2 separate regions of the Homo sapiens genome follow, and region 1 is linked to region 2. A link is a loop called in an ENCODE intact Hi-C map of the cell type or tissue named here. Cell type or tissue: chondrocyte. All regions are shown on one strand. Links, peaks and the distances in the headings refer to the core of each region. The heading gives the core; the rest is flanking DNA. Region 1 overlaps IQCJ-SCHIP1 (IQCJ-SCHIP1 readthrough). Region 2 has its middle 46 kb from the start of MFSD1.

The links. Peaks named below come from ENCODE experiments on the same cell type or tissue, not always from the same donor. Only the 100,000 strongest peaks of a DNase experiment are listed, where the experiment ranks them.
Region 1: a loop joins it to region 2, with 4 times the contacts of the local background. A loop is called at or near these places in 6 of 110 quality-filtered maps.

The regions. Positions count from the first base shown.
Region 1 is chr3:159,580,815-159,591,929 of GRCh38, forward strand. The region is part of intron 4 of IQCJ-SCHIP1 (IQCJ-SCHIP1 readthrough); the gene reads left to right. The region is part of intron 1 of SCHIP1 (schwannomin interacting protein 1); the gene reads left to right. Among named protein-coding and RNA genes, the nearest start is that of IQCJ-SCHIP1-AS1, 180 kb to the right of the region's middle. In chondrocyte, for the core only: CTCF peaks have their summits at 5,960 (motif pointing left) and 6,164; no DNase peak of the experiment used is centred there.
Region 2 is chr3:158,842,872-158,853,866 of GRCh38, forward strand. No RefSeq gene overlaps it. Among named protein-coding and RNA genes, the nearest start is that of MFSD1, 46 kb to the left of the region's middle. RefSeq lists enhancers at 3,009-3,303, 4,458-4,507, 4,678-4,747. In chondrocyte, for the core only: CTCF peaks have their summits at 3,095 (motif pointing right) and 3,324; no DNase peak of the experiment used is centred there.

The DNA of each region.
Region 1 (11,115 bases), core at 1,612-9,611, 740 kb after region 2:
GAGATGGTTATCTTTTCTAGAATCAAAATTAGTGGCAGAAAGAGAATCAAAGCCAGGGTTCCTTCCCATGCACTTTCCATGATCCATGCTAACTTCTCAGGAATGTGGAAAAATTTAGCATTCATAAGGTGGCAGGGCATTCTGAAAAATTGTGTCTCTTTTTAGAACTTCAGTCTACTGCTCTGAAAAACCTGTCTTGGTGTATGCCTCACCCCATCTTTATTACCCCTATTTTACAAGTCACATTGGAAAATAAACAGTGTTGATAGTACTTTCTTGTAGATAAATAATAAAATTTGGGGAAGACGACTTCTGCTTCTGGGAATATGAAATAGACATGTTATCCCTATTCCTCTCTATAAGTGCAACTAAAAATCCTAGGCATTATATATAAAACAGAGAAAATAAGGCAAAATGGCTAGGGACTTCAGGACCCACAGAATGACAGTGTTGAGTTTCCTGGATTTTCTGTTTGTCTCATACATTTCAGACTTGGAGCTGAAGAAGCTGGCAACCAAAAACCACCAATGGGTGTGGGCACAGAAAAGGCTCAACAAAAGCTTGTTCTCTCTAGCTAAAAGAACAGCAAACAGTAGCCTATAAGAGAAAACTTTTAGACAATAACCTTTCTACTTCAGCCTAATACTATGCCCACCCGCGCCAGCAAAGACCAAGTGGGGAGCCAAACGCAAGGGTGGTGTTAGAGGAAGCCAAATAAGATGCAGTAATTCTCACCCTCGCTAAGAGGTAAATAGCCTCCCCCATGATATCAGAGGACACCATGTGAAAAGCCTGACTATCCACCCCTCTACAGAGAAGGGGAGAGCAGTCTAAAATTTATATGGAAAGGGAAAGGAACTCAAATATCTAAAACCATTTTTAAAAGGAAAGTAAAGTCTACCTGATTTCAAGACTACAAGTAAAGTCTACCTGATTTCAAATCTACAGTAATCAGGATATTGTGATATTGGCAGAAGGGTAAACATATAGATCAATGAATGTGAATCTCCAATTATCTCAAAATGAAAGTTTTAATGAAAAAATTATTCTATAAACAGTATAATCACATAGGTCTCATTTTTTCTTTTTATGAAGCTGTGTCTATATAGAAAATATTGCTGAAGAGTTGAGGGGTCTTTTCCCTATACGAAATCTTCACAATTGGAGAAATAATTTTAGTATATAATTAAAACTGAATCATGAGTTATATTTACATAATACTTAGCCTTCTATTTTAAAATACTTTGAGTGTTATTTGTGAAGTCAAAATCCAGATACAAAGCCAAAATTCAGTCTATGATCTAGATAGGTTTTTTTTATGTTGTTGGTTTTTTGTTTGTTGTTGGGTTTTTTTGTTTTTGTTTTGTCTTGTTTTTGAGACAGGGTCTCACTGTTCCCCAGGCTGAAGTGCAGTGGTATGATCATAGCTCACTACAGCCTCAGTCTTCCCGGCTCAAGAAATCTCCCACCTCCTGAGTAGCTGGGACTACAGGCTTGGGCCACCATGTCTGGCTTATTTTTTTTTTATTTTTAATAGAAATGATGTCTTACTATGTTGCCAGGGCTGGTCTTGAATTCCTGGACTCAAGTGATCCTCCTGCCTCGGCCTCCCAAAGTGTTAGGATGGGATGAGCCACCACACCCAGCCATCTGAAGGCTCGGATGATTGTTAGCATTTTTTAGCAATAAAGTATTTTTTTTAATAATTTTACTTTTGCCAGGCAGCCTGAGTATGTTTCTAAGCAATAAGTATTTTGAAATTAAAGTACGTACATTAGGTTTTTTAAGATATAATGCTATTGCACACTTAATAGACTGCAGTATAAACATAACTTTTATATGCACTGGGAAACTAAAAAATATATATAATTAGCTTAATTGTGATATTTCTTTTATTGCAGTGGTCTGGAACCAAACTCAATATCTCTGAGGTATGCCTGTAAATATAAGACACGCAACTGAAATATATATATACACACACACACACACACACACACACACACACATTCAAAAATATCCGTTATTCTTAACTCATGGAAATTAATTCAGGACACCCCACTAAATGCAAATTAGTGTTAATTAATATAGTTGGTAATTGTTCTTTTCTGATACAAGGGCCTATATTCAATTTTAATCAATAAGCACAAAAATTGGTTAACTCAATTTTACTCTTAATACAGTATTTTGTTGATCTGTAAATAGTTCATTTATTTAAAAGCTTTTGTATCCTCCAGCAACATTTCTGAAAAAATGATGTAAATTTCAACCTCAAGTATAGATAATACTAATATCAAACACTTGTACCACATGTTAGGATTTAAAATTAAATTTACACAACCTATCACATTTGACCTTCTAACAACTGCTTAACTGCAATCATTTCACGGATTTTCTAGGGTATGTAAGTGACTTTTCTAAGGCAACACAACCATGAAACCCAACAAAGACTAACTCACATGTCATAGCATTAAGTTTAGCAACTTTTCCCTATCACCAATCTGACTTCCTGTCAGTGAATATTTGAGACCCACAAAGCAGTCCAATTTATTAAATATTGCTTTAACTAGAAAATTATACTCCTATGATTATACTGTTACAAAAGACAATCCTATTTTAAAAGAAACGCTCCACTATTTATTTTGACAAGGAGAATATCCGCTAAACATTATAGACATTTATTTGAGATGTGGGTTTAACTGAAATGGATAGTGTATAGTCACTTTGACTTCAGCTGGAAAAGGTGCACTGTCTCCAAACCCAGAGCATAAGAAAACACAGAAAACTGAAAAGAAACATGTGTCTGAAAATGACATGGTAATTGCTTCAAAATATGAGCCACTGCTTCATAATTTAAGTCCCTCTAAGGCCTGATATGCCTTAGTCATCTTTGGAAATCAGTATCTTTGAGTCAATGAATCTTTTGGCTGCTTAACCTTCTCCATGGTAGGAACAGTAAGTATCATAAGGCAATGATTACGTTAGTTTTGTGCATGTTTTTATTCACTGCCCAGTTGTCCTCTCTTGCTCCTTGGAGCATTTCTGTGTCCTCATCATTTGCATTCTTAACATGCCAATCGGCTCTTTATTCTCTCGCTGAGTACTTATTCTCTGAGGTATCCCAGAAATGCACAATTGCTCTTGTCCAGCCTATAGATCAAACTCCAATCTAATTTGCAAAACCAAGTAAATACAAAGTAGGTTGCACATAATTCAGACCTCATCTTGCACTGATTAAGCTATCTGATTCTAGCTTTCACATTTCCCTCTTTTCACTTAATATTCTCCCCACTATCTCTTCACGACAGGTACTTGCCAGGTCATTTTGGTTCTTTGAGTGCTGCTTCAGCTTCTCTTTAAAAACAGTCAAAAAACCCTTTTGTTATTTAGAAGTCTAGGGGATTTGTTGGCTCCTTCTTAATTTATGGGTACCATCCTGATGAGGATACACTGCGGAACTCCGGGTCTTTAATCTTCCCGTCTTGAGACATGGACAGAGTCACATGCTATTTTAAAAGGTAATATGTCAAGCCAATTATGTGCCCTGTGGAAAGGTTTCTAGTGCTATTTAACGTTATCTTTCAAGAAGCTCAAATTTGTGTTTGTAACAAAGTACTCCACAAATTCTTATTCAATGAAAGTAAAACACACATACAGCAGAGCTAAACAGCCATCATTGTGGTTAAGAAGTTTAATCAGGAACATTATCAGGAATTTTTCTAGCCGGAGTTACAGGTCAAATACCATGCTTTTTACTAGAGGATTCCTAAACTGAAGTCCAGGACAGACTTTAGGGGCCCAGCAATACCATCAAAACATACGTATCATTGTGTAACTATGTATTAGATGAGAGGTTCTCAGTGTGTGGTCCCCTAACCAGCAACATCAATATCACCTGGGAATTTGTTAGAAATGTTAGAAACTCTGGGATGGGACTACCACAGCCTGTGTTTCAGTAAGCCCTGATGCATGCTGAAGTATGGGAATCACTGCTCCAAAGAAACGATGGGTGGCTTTCCTAGGTAGTTTGCTCTCATCCCCTACCACTCCCTGTCTCACTCAGCCCTAACCACACTGACCTCCTTGTAACACCCCAGGCATTCCCTGACTTGGGACCTTTGCACTAACACCTCCCAGACTTCAAACACTTCCCTCAGATATGTGTGCAGCCAATTCCCTTACCTTCTTTATATCCTTGCTCAAATGTTACCTTCTCAATGAGTTCTACCCCGGCCACCCTATTTTAAATTACACCCTGCCCCACCGCATCTACCAGCACTTCTGACCCTCTCTTTCCTGCTTTTTGTTTTTCTAAAACATGTCACCTCCTGTATACTAGATAATTGACTTCTGTATTATGGTTTTTGCTTGTCTAACTCCCTGCCTCTCAGAATATTAACTCCACAAGGGCAACAATCTTTGCTTTGTTCTGAGTGCCTGGAATAACATTTAACACAGAGTAGGTACTCACTAAGTAATTATTAAATCAGTGAATGAATACTCAAAGGAATCCATGACCTTAAAAGGGATAAAAACACTATTCCAGAGACAACTTGGTAATTTTCTTTCACAGGAGATTCGTTTCTTAGAGCCAATTCTCCTACCATTATTTTCCTGTTGTTCCATTTTCATGTTGTTCCATGTGCTACTTGGAAGGATGGAGATAAAAGGTAGAGAAAATGTTCAAGAATGATGTTGGGCAGAAGTTAGAACTGTTTGTGTAAACTCCCTGTTTAATTGTATTTTTGCCTTTCAGGTTGTGATTTCTGAGTTTTTCAAATAAATACATATTAACTAATTTAATTCTCCTAAGAAACTTATTACATAGCACACTTATCCATCTTTTATAAATGAGGAATGGGGGCACAGAAAGATTAATATTTGCCCAGGTTCACACAGAAAGTATATGAAAGAGATAGAACTTGAATTAGCAATCTGACCCTATAGTATAACTCTTAACAGCTATACTATATCTAATAAAACCATTTCAAAATTAATAAGTCTTACCTATGTTTTAGCATTTAGAATGTTTTATCATAATTTTAATAGTTATATCTTCCCTGCTAGGCTGGAAAAAAATTTTTAAAGGGGAATCCTTTCTTGTTCATCATCCCTACCTACCTAGTGCCTAGCATAATATTATTGGATGGATGGATGAATGGATGGATGGATGGATGGAGAAGAATGTAAGTTTCAGGCTGGCTGTTACATTCAGCTCTAAGATAACTAAACAGTCCCTTGAAACTCCAGAAATAAATTAATAAGCTTTGGTTTTTCCTCAACTTAAATCTGCTAGATAAGCCTGAGGATTTGCAATTGGAAAAAAAAAAATGTGTAAGGGATCAGATAAGGGAAACTGAATGATAAGGACATTCGTCCCTAGGTGGTTTTGGCCACAGGGATGTCTATTTCTCCAGCTGTCCTGCTGCCTTCCCCAAAAGATAAAGAGCAGCACCAGCAGGGGAGCAAAGGTTGCTGGGCTATGTCCCCTTCCTCTAGGTTTGAAGCTGGAAGGATGAACCAGCTTTGCCTCAGTGACTGGACCCTTATTTTCATATGCAGTCAGGACCCAACAATAAAAGCAAATTTTTAAAAACGCTATGCTTAGAATTGAAAGAATGCAGAAAGAATGCAAATTGCCTTTACAGCTGCCTGACCATCCTAGTGAATCCTTTAACCCTATTCTTTCCTCCTGCTTCTGTCTCATTGTATTAAATGCTGTATCCAGAAAACATTTTCTTAATATTTAAACGTAGCATCTTACAAATGGATGGCATCACAGCAGATCCCTGAGGATGCTATAAGGCTCAGCCTCCGTGTCACCCAGGATGATTTTAACTTGCTTATCTCATTTCCTGCCTCTGCCCCTGGGTTGGCTAGAAAAAGGAAAGATCCAATTTCCATGCTAGGCCTGAGGATGGTCCAGGGCTTTTCTCTGCAGACCCCATGGCTGCTGCCCTCTGCTGGAATGATGAGGCCTGAAGTCCTTCCATCACAGATTCCAAGTGTTCCTTTTAAAATACTTTAGCAGCTCTTGTCAAAATAAACAAAGCGGCCCAACTAAAGGTTCCATGGCAATTAGGAAATTTACTTGGCAGCAGGTAACTTTAGAAAGGTAGTTATTTATCCTCATTAGGGCTATCATATACGTGTCAGCAGAGAGAGGAAGCTTCTCTCCACACCTGGGAAATCTAAAACTGCACGTGCTGTTTGTTTCTAAGTCTCTGGCTGCTGAATGCCAGTCCAAGGGCAGATGCCACTCAGACTCCATCAGAACCACCTGGGAAGCTTTTCCAAAATACTGACTCCTGGGTCTAGTGATAGACAGTCTGATTCATTAACTAAGAGATAAAACCTGGAAAGCAGTTCGTAATTTTTAAGAGCTCCTCATGTGATTCTGATGCACAATCAAGTTTAAGAGTTACTAGCAAGACTTTTGAATTATGTATCATCTTGAAATACAATTTTCTTTTAAACGAAAGTATCTTTATTATTTATTATGAAATGTTTTATTCTCATGTTAACACTTCAAAAATGTAGAACAAGATGAATAAAAAACTAAACAATTGCTTTAAAAAAAAAAAAGACTTATTACCCAGAGGCAATCACTGCTAACATTTTGGAGAAATTTTTCCAGACATTTGACGTGAATACATAACTTTTTTATTTTTATTATACTTTAAGTTCTAGGGTACACGTGCACAACGTGCAGGTTTGTTACATATGTATACATGTGCCATGTTGGTGTGCTGCACCCCTTAACTCATAATTTACATTAGGTATATCTCCTAATGCTATCCCTCCCCCCTTTCCCCACCCCACAACAGGACCCAGTGTGTAATGTTCCCCTTCCGGTGTCCAAGTGTTCTCATTGTTCAATTCCCACCTGTGAGTGAGAACATGTGGTGTTTGGTTTTTTGTCCCTGTGTTAGTTGCTGAGAATGATGGTTTCCAGCTTCATCCATGTCCCTACAAAGGACATGAACTCATCCTTTTTTATGGCTGCATAGTATTCCATGGTGTATATGTGCCACATTTTCTTAACCCAGTCTATCATTGATGGACATTTGGGTTGGTTCCAAGTCTTTGCTATTGTGAATAGTTCCACAATAAACATACGTGTGCATGTGTCTTTATAGCAGCATGATTTATAATCCTTTGGGTATATACCCAGTAATTGGATGGCTGGGTCAAATGGTATTTCTAGTTCTAGATCCCTGAGAAATCACCACACTGTCTTCCACAATGGTTGAACCAGTTTACAGTACCACCAACAGTGTAGAAGTGTTCCTATTTCTCCACATCCTCTCCAGCACCTGTTGTTTCCTTACTTTTTAATGATCACCATTCTAACTGGTGTAAGATGGTATCTCATTGTGATTTTGATTTGCATTTCTCTGATGGCCAGTGATGATGAGCATTTTTTCATGTGTCTGTTGGCTGCATAAATGTCTTCTTCTGAGAAGTGTATGTTCATATCCTTTGCCCACTTTTGAATGAGGTTGTTTTTTTTCTTGTAAATTTATTTGAGTTCTTTGTAGATTCTGGTATTAGCCCTTTGTCAAATGAGTAGATTGCAAAAATTTTCTCCCATTCTGTAGGTTGCCAGTTCACTCTGATGGTAGTTTCTTTTGCTGTGCAGAAGCTCTTTAGTTTAATTAGATCCCATTTGTCAATTTTGGCTTTGTTGCCATTGCTTTTGCTGTTTTAGACATGAAGTCCTTGCCCATGCCTATGTCCTGAATGGTATTGACTAGGTTTTCTTCTAGGGTTTTTATGGTTTTAGGTCTGACATTTAAGTCTTTAATCCATCTTGAATTAATTTTTGTATAAGGTGTAAGGAAGAGATCCAGTTTCAGCTTTCTACATATGGCTAGCCAGTTTTCCCAGCACCATTTGTTGAATAGGGAATCCTTTCCCCATTTCTTGTTTTTGTCAGGTTTGTCAAAGATCATATAGTTGTAGATGTGTGGCATTATTTCTGAGGGCTCTGTTCTGTTCCATTGGTCTATATCTGTTTTGGTACCAGTACCATGCTGTTTTGGTTACTGTAGCCTTGTAGTAGAGTTTGAAGTCAGGTAGCGTGATGCCTCCAGCTTTGTTCTTTTGGCTTAGGATTGTCTTGGCAATGTGGGCTCTTTTTTGGTTGCATATGAAATTTAAAGTAGTTTTTTTCCAATTCTGTGAAGGAAGTCATTGGTAGCTTGGTGGGGATGGTACTGAATCTATAAATTACCTTGGGCAGTATGGCCATTTTTCACAACATTGATTCTTCCTACCCATGAGCATGGAATGTTCTTCCATTCATTTGTGTCCTGTTTTATTTCGCTGAGCAGTGGTTTGTGGTTTTCCTTGAAGAGGTCCTTCACATCCCTTGTAAGTTGGATTCCTAGGTATTTTATTCTCTTTGAAGCAATTGTGGATGCGAGTTCACTCATGATTTGGCTGTTTGTCTGTTATTGGTGGATAAGAACGCTTGTGATTTTTGCACATTGATTTTGTATCCTGAGACTTTGCTGAAGTTGCTTATCAGCTTAAGGAGATTTTGGGCTGAGACGATGGGGTTTTCTAGATATACAGTCATGTCATTTGCAAACAGGGACAATTTGACTTCCTCTTTTCCTAACTGAATACCCTTTATTTCTTTCTCCTGCCTGATTGCCCTGGCCAGAACTTCCAACACTATGTTGAATAGGGGTGGTGAGAGAGGACATCCCTGTCTTGTGCCAGTTTTCAAAGGGAATGCTTCCAGTTTTTGCCCATTCAGTATGATATTGGCTGTGGTATAATTTTAAATAGATGTCTATTTCCTTAGCTAAACTTTACACATGTGTACTAAGCGTTCTGTTAACCAAGAGTATGGATTCTGAGGACAGGCTTTGGCAGAAATTTCATGACAAAATTAGAAATTGTATAAAAGCCTCCATAGGACCTGATACAAAAGGGACTATACTGTGAAGAAATGTTTATGTTTACTGAGCAATATTCTGTCTCATTAGATGTCAGAATTTTTCAAGTTAGTGCTAGCCCAAATATCAACAAGTGAACCAAAAAACCTTCAAGTATGTATACAAGAGTCTGAGAAAGGAAGAAAATGAAGGCAAGTGTTAGGAAAAAGTATGAGCAAGTGAGAGAGTAGGGTGGCTAGATAAAATACAGATTTCAAATTTAATTTCACATAAATAATTTTTTAATATATGTCCCAATTTATCTGAAATTCAAGTTTAGTTAGGAATCCTGTGCTTTTCTTTGCTAAATCTCGCAGCCCTGGGAGGAGGGGCCCCATGCTTTGCTGAAAAGTGTTGGCTCAGGGTAGAAGAAGAGGGTGGGCAGATACATGACCAGACTGCAGGTCAGGAACAAGGTCAAGGCAAAGGTTCACCAGCTCTGACGTGTCTCAGAATCTGGCACAGCTCTGCCACATTTCAAAGTCAAACCCTAACCCACCCCAGCCCAGCGCATTAAAGAACCAAACCAGTAGAGCTTTTCATTCACCTAAAGCAGTCACAGTCCCAGCACTTTCAGAGGCGAAGGTGGGAGGAACACTTGAGGTCAGGAGTTCGAGACCAGCCTGGCCAACATGGTGAAACCCCATTTCTGCTAAAAATACAAAAATTAGCCGGGCACAGTGGCGCACACCTGTAGTCCCAGCTACTTGGGAAGCTGATGCAGAAGAATCGCTTGAACCCAGGAGACAGGGGTTGCAGTGAGCTGAAATTGTGCCACTGCACTCCAGCCTGGGCAACAAAGCGAGACACCATCTTGAAAAAAATAAATAAAAATAAAGCAGTCCTGGTCCTTACCTGCACTCAACTCCATCTCTATGCATGGTGTGTTAAATCCCTCTCCCTGTGTAGCCTTTTCAGCTGCATATCTCAATCAGCTGAAAAAAGTGTTTAGCTCAGGAAAGTTTCCTGTAATGATGACTTTGATTACTCTTTTATTTCTAACTCTTCCAGTTTACTTGTAAACATAGAGATTTAGGTTGGAGTTCCATTTATTGTCCTCTGTGTTTACAGTTTTCTCAACCTCATTTTTATTTGTCTTTCCTTTCTTCTGCATCCTGGGGAAGCTTCCTAAGTTTGTCCAGGACTTGATTTTATCATTTGAACTCAGATGTTGATGTCTTCAATATGAATTTTTATTCCACCTCCCATTCTTACTTTCCTTGCATACTTGGCTTCTTTTACTCATAGCCCTTTTTAACCCTCATCCTGTTTTCTTTTAAAACAAAGCCTCTCCTTATGGTTTCTGCTCTTGTTTGTTAGAGGATATAACTTTTTGCACCCTAGTAAAGACCCCCAAATGATATTCTGAACTTTCGGATTCCTAGAGCCTGACCTAGTATTTGCCAATAGAAATTGAGCATGTTTTCTAAATATATAGTCATGTCATCTACAAACAGACAATATGACTTCCTCTCTTCCTATTTGAATACCCTTTATTTCTTTCTCTTGCCTGATTGCCCTGGCCAGAACTTCCAACACTATGTTTTTACACTGCTGGTGGGAGTGTAAATTAGTTCAGCCATTGTGGAATACAGTGTGGCGATTCCTCAAGGATCTAGAATCAGAAATACCATTTGACCCAGCAATCCCATTACTGGGTATATAACCAAAGGATTATAAATCATGCTACTATAAAGACACATGCACACATATGCTTATTGCAGCACTATTTACAATAGAAAAGACATGGAAGCAACCCAAATGCCCATCAATGATAGACTGGATACAGAAAATGTGGCACATATATGCCATGGAATACTATGCAGCCATAAAAAAGAATGGGTTTGTGTCCTTTTCCGGGACATGGATGAATCTGAAAGCCATCATTCTCAGCAAACTAGCACAGGAACAGAAAACCAAACACCACATGTTCTCACTCATAAGTGGGAGGTGAACAATGAGAACACATGAACACAGGGAGGGGAACATCACACACCAAGGCCTGTCGGGGGGTTGGGGTCAAGGGGAGGGAGAGCATTAGGACAAATACCTAATGCATACAGGCCTTAAAACATAGATGAAGGGTTGAGAGGTGCAGCAAACCACCATGGCACATGTATACCTGTGTAACAAACTTGCACTTTCTGCACATGTATCCCCGAACTTAAAA
Region 2 (10,995 bases), core at 1-8,000:
TTAATATTTAGAAAGACAGGTTAAAACAAGGGAAGAGAGAAAAGCATAAGTTAGGTAATTTTGGGGATAAGTTGAGTGTTGCCTGCAAACTATGGTATAGACAGAACCAAAGAAACAGAGACTTAATTAACTCTGTCAATCAACATTTATTGAGCATTTGTTGAGTCAGGCACTGGGAACATGAAGATGAATAAGACACAGCTCTTGCTTTCCAGGAACTCACAGTCTGGTGGGGGAAGACATAAATGGATACAGCTGATTGTAAAATGATGTGAAAAATGGTCAACAAAGTGCTGTGAAAATCAGCAGGATACAGCCAATTCTCCCCTGAGGGAATTGAGGGCAGGCTTCTTAGAATAGGCAGCATTTGAACTGCTTGGGAGAAGAAACATGAGCTTGCTAGCAGAGACGGGTGAGAGGCATTGGGTAGGGGGACTGCACACCCAAGGGAATGGAAGCCGAAAGGGCACAGTGTGTCCAGGGAGGGCAGGAGAGTCAGCCGCTGTAAGGAGGATGTCTTAGCAGGACAGTGATGGAATATGGCTACTGTGATGGTTAGTTTCAGGTATCAACTTGACCGGGTTAAGGGATACCCAGGTAGCTGGTAAAGTGTTATTTCTGGGTATGCCTTTGAAGGTGTTTCTGACAGAGATTAGCCTGTGAGTCAGTGGACCGAGTAAGGAAGAGCCACCCTCACCCAGTGTGAGCGGGCACCATCCAATCAGGTTGAGGGCCTGGATAGAAAAAAAAGGCAGAGGAAAAGCATATTCACTGTTTCTGCTGGAGCTGGGACACTCTTCTCCTGCCCTTGGACATCAGAACTCCAGGTTCACTGGCATTTGGACTCTGGGACCTGCACCATCTGCCCTCTGGGTTCTCAGGCCTTCAGCCTCAGACAGTTACACCATTGGATCCCCTGATTCTGAGGCCTTTTGACTCAGAATGTGCCACACCGCCGGCATCCCTGCTTCCCCCGCTGGCAGATGGCATATCGTCGGACTTCTCGGCCCCATAACTGCTCAAGCCAACTCCCATAGCAAATCCCCTCTCCTGTATCTGTATAGGAAGTATAGATGGCAATATGGTCCTGGGCCTGGAACAGAGAGAGTGACTGGTCAGACCAGTGTGGGGCTGTTGAAGTGCACGCAGGTGACAAATGACCAGCATCCCAAGCAAGCCCATGCAGGGTGGATGCAGAGCAGGAGATGCTGCTGAGGCAGGAGTGACGGGCCTCATTGGATGTGAGGCATGAGCCAGATGAGTTGAGGGTGTGTCTGAGCTCTACAATGTTGATGACTGTGTGGGTGGTGAGGGTCTGAGGTGAGCACCAGGCTGAGGACTGGAGTTCTGAGGTTGGTGCGGGGGACAGTGGCTCTCCATGAGGTTGGTGCAGGGGACGGTGGCTTTCCATGCCTCAGCCTGCTGAGGGGCTCACCACCCTGCTCCCTGGCTTTAAAATCTGGAGAGCAAAGTTTTTATGGCTGGGCGAGTAAAAAAGCTGTTTTCATTCATTTTGTACCCTATAATTTGTTCATCTGGGGGGCTGGAAAATGCTTAGTAATTTCTGGTGAAGCTGCCTTCCCATCTCCGTGTTGGCTCTTGGAGGGAAGCCGAGGCGGGAATCCACCATGATTTAGCACTGGCTTGGGTCTGGCAGTCCACCCACATGATCTTACTTAATCCTCAGAACAACCTTGTGAGCAAAACATTATTACCCCTGTTTTATGATGAGGAGATTGAGGGTCAGAGAATCCTCTAGGGCCTATTAGGACCCCTAGTCTAGTAGGCAGTACTCTGATCTGGCCCATGGGCTAATGCCCTTCAAAGGACTGTTTTGGGGTAGTGAGAAGTGCTCAAATCCCACCTGTGCCAGGAACAAGTATGCCTTCTAAAGCGCTCACCATATCTCTGAGCCATGATTTCCTCAGCTGTTGTAAAATGAGACAATCCCTTTCTGGGGAGACTGCTGTGAGAATTACCTAGAAGAGAGGCAAGTGCCCCACAGGGCTGCCACGAGGGAGAGAACCCACACATTTTCTCTTTCCCTCTCTTCCCTCTGCCTCTTTTAGAGACAGTGGTAACCTGGAGACCTGAGCTCTTTGGTTTATGTGGCTGGGTGGGAGGGCAGGTGTGGCTTTGCTACCCCAGGATGGACAGGGTCACTTTATCCCTGTCTGTTACTGTCTGTGGACCCAATTTTATCCACCACTGATTCATATGTTGAAGCCCTAACCCCAACGTGACTGTATTTGGAGTAAGAAAGTAATTGTGGTTAACTGAGGTCATAAGGATGGGGCCTAATCTGATATGATTGGTGTTCTTATTAAAAGGAACACTGGCTGGGCACGGTGGCTCATGCCTGTAATCCCAGCTCTTTGGGAAGTAGAGGTGGGAGGATCATTTCAGGTCTGGAGTTCGAGACCAGCCTGGCCAACATGATGAAACCCCATCATTACTAGAAATACAAAAATTAGCAGGGCGTGTTGGCGAGCGCCTGAAATCCCAGCTACTCGGGAGGTTGAGGCAGGAGAATTGCTTGAACCCGGGAGGCAGAGGTTGCAGTGAGCCAAGATTGTGCCACTGGACTCCAGCCTGGGAGACAGAGTGAGACTCCGTCTCAGGGAAAACAACAACAGCAACAACAACAACAACAAAACAGAAACAAAGGGACACCAGAAAGCTTGCTCTCTCTGCCATGTGAACACATGGATTTAAATCTGTGAGTTGACTTTAGCATTTAATATTTTATCTCCATCTGGAGAATATCTTGAACAAATGAAACCATTTGATGGAGTCTCATAAATGCCTTCAGACAGTAAAAGTTTGTTTTTATAAGTTTTTAAAAATAATAACTTGATTCATATGTACAATTCTTAATTTGCAAAGATGAACTAGGGACTTATTTACATCACAGCATAATTACTTGATTTTTAACAGGTTTATATAAGGGGGGCCCCCTGTGTACAATTAATTAGGTGGTGGATTAAAGTAGCAGGTGGTTTTTTTGGAATTAATTTTCTAACGTGCTTCAAATCCACTGGATAACTTGATGTTATTTGTCCACCTGACCACTAGGTGGCAATAAAGACCAACAGGTTACAATCCCTCCCGCTACCTGCTGCCCCGCCTCAACCCCAGAAATGGAAGCCAGAATTAGGGTCTTGTCCAGGTATAGCAGCTGTGAAAGAGATATGATTCATTGAAGACATGTAAAAAAATCCCACCGATCAAAGAATCTCCTATTGGTCTGTTGTCTGCAGTTACTATGTTAGGTTCACACAAAGGAATAGAGTGTAGCCAGTTGAAAGCTGCCTGTTGGGATGATTCTTCAGACTATCCCGTGAGATAGGCATGGCAGGCACCTTTCCCCCATTTTACAGCTGAGGAAACTGAGGTTCAGAGAGGTTAAGTAGAAGTCATGTCTGTGGTGATTTGGGGAAAGCCTGGACTTTTTACAAAGCAAAGATTCAGCAAGTTCCCAGATTTCCGGGGAATGTTTTCTTACCTACTTGTCCCTCCAGTGCCTGTCACCACCACCTGGAAGAAGAAAGACATGGAAATAAAATAGCAAGTCATCTCTCAAGTCACTAGATATAGCACCTCTGTCATAGATGACAGAACCCTAGCTCAAAAAGCATGATCTGGAGATAATAAAAAGAAAGATAATATATAATATTAAAATAAAAACTGACAAGAGTGAGACCCCTCTCCCATCCAAGTACTAACCAGGCCCAACCCTGCTTGGCTTCTGATATCAGGCGCATTTAAGGTGGCATGGCTGTAGACACATAGCAACCCTATACTCAGTTTAAGATATACCTTGAGTCTGATCATAAACGGCACTGATGTTAGCTTTTTAATGATTTTGTATTATATTTTTACAACGTAGGCTTACATTTTCTCTGTACCTGGGCCCCTCTTCCATGTTTGAATTGTCCTGAAATATGGGAATCCAAGGGCTTTTATTTTTTCACAATCAAAGCAAATTGGGTTCTTTAAATAATTTAGAAGACTTTCTAGAGACAGTGAGTACTTAATTTCAATAATTAATTTGTACAGCAGCTTGCACATTTTTGTGTTCTGTTTACAAGGATCTGACACAAGTTCAACTTTGTGTAAACAGGGAGTGATTGGGAAACTTGTATTGTCACAGCAGAGAAGGTGGCTGCTCTGAAATCAGTGTGACTCTGGAAAAATAATTACTACCTTTCTCTTTTTAATCCGTATGTACATTTGTGTGATACCCCAAATTGACTCTGAAATCAGAATTTTTAAACTCAATTAATGATGTGGTAAAAATAGCTGTAGCTATATTGTCCTGTAGTTGTGAAAGCCCATCACTGCCTCTAGGCTCAGGACTCTGAAAGGGGATTTTGAAAAAATCTTTTTCCTTTTACTTTCATTTAGCATCAAAGATCTTTAAATGCATCATGACTGAGTCTTTCCTGTGTGCTGTGTATGAAGAAATGTAAAAAGCTGGTTTGGTTTGGGGCAAGATAAGATATCAGTTGCAGAGCCGGGGGCTCCAGGAGTCGTGGCAAAGTTGCCTAAGGCATCTGCAGAGTAGGGGCTGTATCCCAGGACCCCTCCTTTGATCTGGTCTTACCCTCAGGCAGCATGTTCCCCTGACAGCCTGCCTGGAAAATGCTACTTACAGTGCTAACACCCTGGTGTGCTGCCCACCATCAGAGCTTTCTTGTTGCTATAGGATTTCTGGGGTGGGAGGGTGGTGCTGGCGGGGGAAGAATCTACAGCAGCTCTGGACACTCAACATGTTGGGGAGGAGGGAGAACCATGCTGTCTTAGCCTGAGTCACCCAGAAAGCAGAGCCAAGGCTGAATGGGCTACCGTTTTATTGGAGAGTGTAATCCGAGGGAGCAGGAGTGAGGGACAGGGGAATGACCTGTTGAAGGCGGGAGAACCAAATGTGAGGATTTGAAGATGCATTATTGAGTTGGCCCACACCCAAGGCAACTGAGTGCTCAATCCCAAGGGACGGTCCTCTGAGAATCTGAAACCTGCATCTCCTGTGTCTCAGGAATCGATTGTGCCTCATATCCTCAGGCACAGGAGAGGGAAGCATTTATCCAGCAGCTCCTGTCTCCTTCTGGCCAGGCCCACACTCCCTGGATGAGCTTCAGGGCTGCTCTTCCTGCAGGGGCTTTGAGAAAGTTCTCCTCCAAAGGGGGCTGTGACAGCGGGTGCATGGCACATCCTGTGAGAACAGAAGAGGATCAGAAAGAGAAGACACACTTAAAGAGAGAGGATTTCCTTTGTCACGGACCCTATTTTACTTTTGCCCTTTGAAGTATTAATCCCTCCCTCCCCACATACTCCTGGGTGCCTCTTCATGGGAGATGAAGGGTTCATGCTGTATCTGGCCCTGGATAGTTTCATGGGAAGTGATTTTTCCAGTTTCTTTTTACTGTTATTTTTTCTATTGACTTGTCTATCTTTTGGTTATTGATTTCTAGGAGTTTTAAAAATATATTTTGGGTAAAAGTCTTTACATTACACATTACAATAATTTTTTTCCTACTCTGTGCCTTACCTTTTCTCTGGCATAATGGTATATATGTATTTTTTTTTGAGGATTGGAAGTTCTTAATTTTAATATAGTCCAAATTATCAATTTTTGTTTTATGGTCCTACTTTTTGTATCTGGTTTAAGAATCTTTCTCTACCTTGGGGTCATAAAGATATTCTGTGTTACCGTAGGGAAGCCTTTCCCCTTTAGATCAAATTGATTTGGACCACTAAAGTGTTTAGTGTTTGTGTGTGTGTCTCACCAGCTCTGTGTGTGTGTGTAAGAAAAACAGAGAAACCTGCTCAAATTTGCATATTGAAAAAATATCACTCTGCTGTTTGGAGAGCAAGGAACACTGGGAGATGAATTAGGAGGCTATTGCTCTAGTCTGGAAGATAGATGAGGAATAGGTGGGTATGTAGGGGGCTAATGAATATGACTTGGTGATGAATGAAATATGTGGGTGAGGGAGGGCTTAAAGACTACCCCTAGCAACTCTTCTGCTGCTATCAACCAATGCCTTCATCTTTCTTCTATTATTTCATTGCTTTCTTCTAAACACTTCCTGTTTCTTCCTTGCCTCTCCTGACTCTGCCTTCTCTCTGAGCATCCTTTGTCTTCTGCTCCTGTTGCAAATTACTAACTGCAGGCAGAGCCAAAGAAATTTTCCCAAGACACTGATTGGCCCAGGTAGTCAGCATTATTTCTGTTTGGGTAGGACAGCACAGCCAGACCTCTCACAGGCAGTAGGTCAGCACACATATTAACTGGCTGGGTGGCCCCTTCACTATGGCCAGAGGCTGGTGTCATGTGGCTCACGGAGTTAATGAGCAGTGCATACTTGATGGAGATGAACATTCAGGGTTGCTCTGTCTTTAGGGTCTTTCAGAAACATAGTTCCCCTCAGAAGGGGGCTGTGAGTAACAGGTGCATGGCATGTATGGAAGAGCAGCAGAAAGAGAAGATACACTCAAGAGGGCAAATTTTCTTTTTCACTTTATGTTTTTAAATAATGTCTAAATTATGAACTTGCTTTCTGAAACACATACTTAGAAATTTCTCATGACTCTAAAACAAATGTGAATAGCAAATATAATATTTGAAGCTGGCCTCCAACACAGAGAGTTTCATTTATTAATAGTATGCCAGTCAGAGCTTTGGCTCTGAGATATTTTGTTCATGCATAAACCATATATTTGAATTGACAGTACTATTAATGATGGAATGCAGTTATGTATATTATGGTAAAAGAGCAAAGTGTGTATTTTTGAATCCGATTATATACAAGACAGATTAAAAACAGTACTTTTAGAAAATGAATATAACCCTTGATTTCCTGTTCAGTAAAACATGTCAATGGGGAGGTCTCTGAAAGCCTTACAGTGAAATATGAGGGGAAGGTGTGGAGTTGCAAGGGGTTTCATTTAAACACAAGGCTCGTGTATTAATATTTTCATTGATTTATTTTCCTGCCAATATGTTCTGACATAAATATGGTGATCTATAATGTATCGACCATAAAAGTCAACATTATTTTTAAAGCTGACTCAGGGAAATAAAACCTCATTGTTAGTGCTGATATATACGGTATGTTATCCTGTTGAAAACTTAACCCCTCTTGTCCTGCTCCCAACTGAACTAAATAAGAGGTAAGCACTTTGACAGCTGCTGACCTTTTGTGCATGTTTTGCCCTATGGCCAGTGCCTGGTTTGCAATGGGATTGGCCCATGATGTGAAGTAAAGGGCAGCACATATTCAACACTCTTCAGAGAAGACTCTGCCAAGAATGAGAAGTGATCAGCAAAAATCTTTGCATTTTAGAGGATCAAAAGGCCCGTGAAACTTTTCTGGACACATACCATGGAGCCCATAACCTGTATCGTTGTTGAACAGTGAGAGCAATGACAAGAGGAGAAGTGGTGCAGAGGCCCCAGCTCAGAGGGGAGATGTGGAAAGCATCAGCCATGGATGCTCACAGAGAAAAGCCTGAGTCTGGGATGCCAGAAGCAAGGGCTGCACACCCTGTCTTCTGCACAAACCAACCACAACAGTGATTTGGGCTTCAATAAAATAATCACTACGAAATGAAAATCGAGCCAAGGAGAATTTAATTTAGTGGCATAGGAAAGAATGCTAATGAGACCTGGGGGGATCTGGATGACCTCTCCTACTTAGTTTCAGGACAGTATAAGTTTGGTAAAAATAGCAAAATACTGAGAATTTTAAAGCAAAAGGGGCCCCCAGGTGCCAGGCAGGTGTAGTCACTTGATAGATGAAGAAACTGTTAAACCCAACAGGTTAAGTAAGTGATTTATCCATGGTCAAATAGCTGGTTAGTGGCTGAGCTGTGTCTGGAATCCAGATTTCTGGTTCTCTGTCTAGGGCTCTTTCTACTCCACGTTATCACTTAGAAGCCATGACTGTACAGCCATGACTGTACACATACGTGGAGGATATCCACAGGACCACTTGAATTTGGTTCTAATCCACCCCTGCACTGCAACTGATCTTGTCAAGGCTCCCCGTGGCCTCCATGTTGTCAAATTCTGCGGAAACTTTCCTGACTCATTTAAACCTCTAATCAGTGTATTCTGCAGTTGAGCACTCCTTGAAGCAGTCTCTTTTCTTGCTTTCTCCATTAGTTAGGACTTTCTTGCTGATGAGAAAAACCCAGGCCAAATGCAGCCAGGCAAAATGATAATCCATTGGCTCATATACTCAAATTTTCCTGGTGAGGGTGGCTTTAGGTATGGTCTCATGCCAGAGCTCAGATGGTGTAGCTAGGACTGCTTTTTGTCTATTTCTTGGCTCCATTTTCTCCAGGTTGGTTCCATTCTCATACGTGCTTTACTCTCCCCTCATGGTGACAAGATGGCTGCTATGGATTCTGCTCTCATTTACTTACGTGCCAACCCAGCAAGAAAAATTACACCTCAGCCAGCAAGTCCTGGGATTAGTACAGACTGGGTCTTTTATCTTGTCTTAAGCTCCGTGTTCATCACTGAAGCAACTGCTGTGGCCAGAGTGATGGAATACATTGATTGGCAAAGTCCTTAGTCAAATTCTTCAACCCTAGACCTATGGGAGAATTAGTCTCACCCAAATCTCGTGTATTTAGAGTGAGAGAAAGGCAGTTCCCCTAAAGAGTATTTGGGTTTCTGTTACCACAAAAAAGGGACTGAATACTGGGAAGCAGAAACAACAAATGCCCATAACTTCTCTTACATCACACTTTCCTGTTATACCTCCTACCTCACTCTCTCAGTCCTGCTCATGGTGTCACCCTCCTCAACTGGCCTCTGATGTTGGAATTCCTCCGGGTTCAATTTCAAGCCTTCTTCCCTCCCATGTCTATACTTGCCCCCAAGGCGATTTCATCCAGTGCATTGTGAGAGGAGAAGTTTATTGTAGCCCAAGGCACTTTGAGTCAACCTTGGCTAAGGTTGTAGTTGAAATTGTAGGCCATATAATTTAATGATAAATAATTTAATGGGAAATCGTGAGAGGAAGAAAGACTGTTGACACAAGTGTCTTTGAGAATGTGAAGCACTGAGCTACTCCTTATCGTTTGCTCAAAAGATAAGGAACGCAGTTGAGGGATATTTACAAATAGTTACCATAAAGGCACAAAGAATAAAGTATATTAGCTAGATGGGCTAAAAGTCCTGTTAAGGTTAGATCTCTATATACTTGCTCTTCTCATTGTAAAATTGAATTTGTGGCTGATTTATTTGCTGGAAAGGTAAAGGGATTTCCTGGGATGTTTCCCTTCTTTCTTACAGAGGTTTATTGTAATCATCTATGGAATATAATCTTTGACCATGAGGCTATGGTTACTGCAAAGTTTCTTTTAAATATTCGTTGTGGGGAATTGCATTTATTCACTTTGTGTGTGTTATAAGACATTGTATATATTAGAGTATGTCTAGGGTAGGAGATTGCATTCATGTACTTAGGCTGCCATGTGCCCACCAACACTGCAAACGACATCACTGACTTTATTCCTTAACTCCTTTTCCACATAAATTCATAAATCCAATTTCTAGTCAGAAACCATCAAGCCACTTTATCTTGGTTTTCTCATTATAGGTTTATTTGAGAAAAATAAGCTTGTGATTCTAGCAAACACAATTTCTAAATAGTATAGGAAACTTCCTTTCTTCACACCATTTATGTCTTGACAAACCCCTAATTCATATCCATAGCTCTGTTCTGTCCTCTGAGCTCCTGACTCTTATATAAAATTGCCTGCTTAGCACCACCTGGATACTTTACAGATTTCACTGACTTAATATGGTCACAAGTGAACTCCTAATTTCCTCTATTTTTCCTCCCACTAAATTTGCCACTCTACTCAACATTGTTTGTCATTTCAGTAAATGGCACTCTTATGTATCTAGTCATTCAAGCAAAAATCCTAGAAATCATTGTCTATTTTTCTCTTTTTCCTGCTCTCACATCAGTCCATCACAAAGTCCTTTCAAATATCTGTTAAACCATCCACTTCTGTTCACTCACTGCATCACCTTGGTCTTTGCCACTGTGACCTCTTGCATGGCCCTCTTCAATGGTACTCCTCACTGGTCACAATGCCCCCTTCTATCGTACTTCAGCACAGCAGCGATGTTCATAGAAATGAAGCACAAGTCAGACCATGTGCCCTTCTAAGCTCCCTATTGTTCTTTGGAATAAAATGCAAATGTCTTCCCGTGGACTGCAAGGTTCTGTGTCATCTTGTTCTTGCCATATTCCAACCTTGTCTTGTCTACTCTACTTTTCAGTTGTGGGGACACACCCACACCGGCTGCCTGCAGTATATGAGGTGAGGTATGATTTGGAAACTGAACACATAGACACACAGACACACAGACACGTACACACACAAACCCCACCCTTATTGGTATAGTCAAGGCCCAGAAACTTCTGAGAAAAAGGATGGCCACAGAGGATGGGAGCAGATGCAGCATATTTTCATAGTGCTTTTTTTCTCATTGCTAATTCCTCATTGAGATGTCTGTGCTGAGCAGAATAGGGTCTTGCTGGTTCTAAGAAACAGCCAGATTTTTGCTGTACCCCAAGTATTTTATATGTAAGACACACATCAAGACTTAGCTTAGTGTTCTATGTACTGTCTCCTTACACTTACCTGATTTGAACCAAATTCAGCATCAGCCAAGCCACATCCTTGTTGGAGGAGAGTCAGTATTCAATTATGTAGGAAAAATATTTCTGCCTCTAGCTATCCAGAATTTATTTTATTTTATTTTTATTAATTTTAAAAATTTTTAGTAGCTTTTGGGGGTACAAGTGGTTGTTGGCTACATGGATGAATTGTATAGTGGTGAAGTCTGAGATTTTAGTGACCCCATCACCTGAGTAGTGTACAATGTACCCAATATGTAGTTTTTTATCCCTCCCCCTCCCACCTTCCTTCTGAGTTTCCAAAGTCCCTTGTCACTCTGTATGC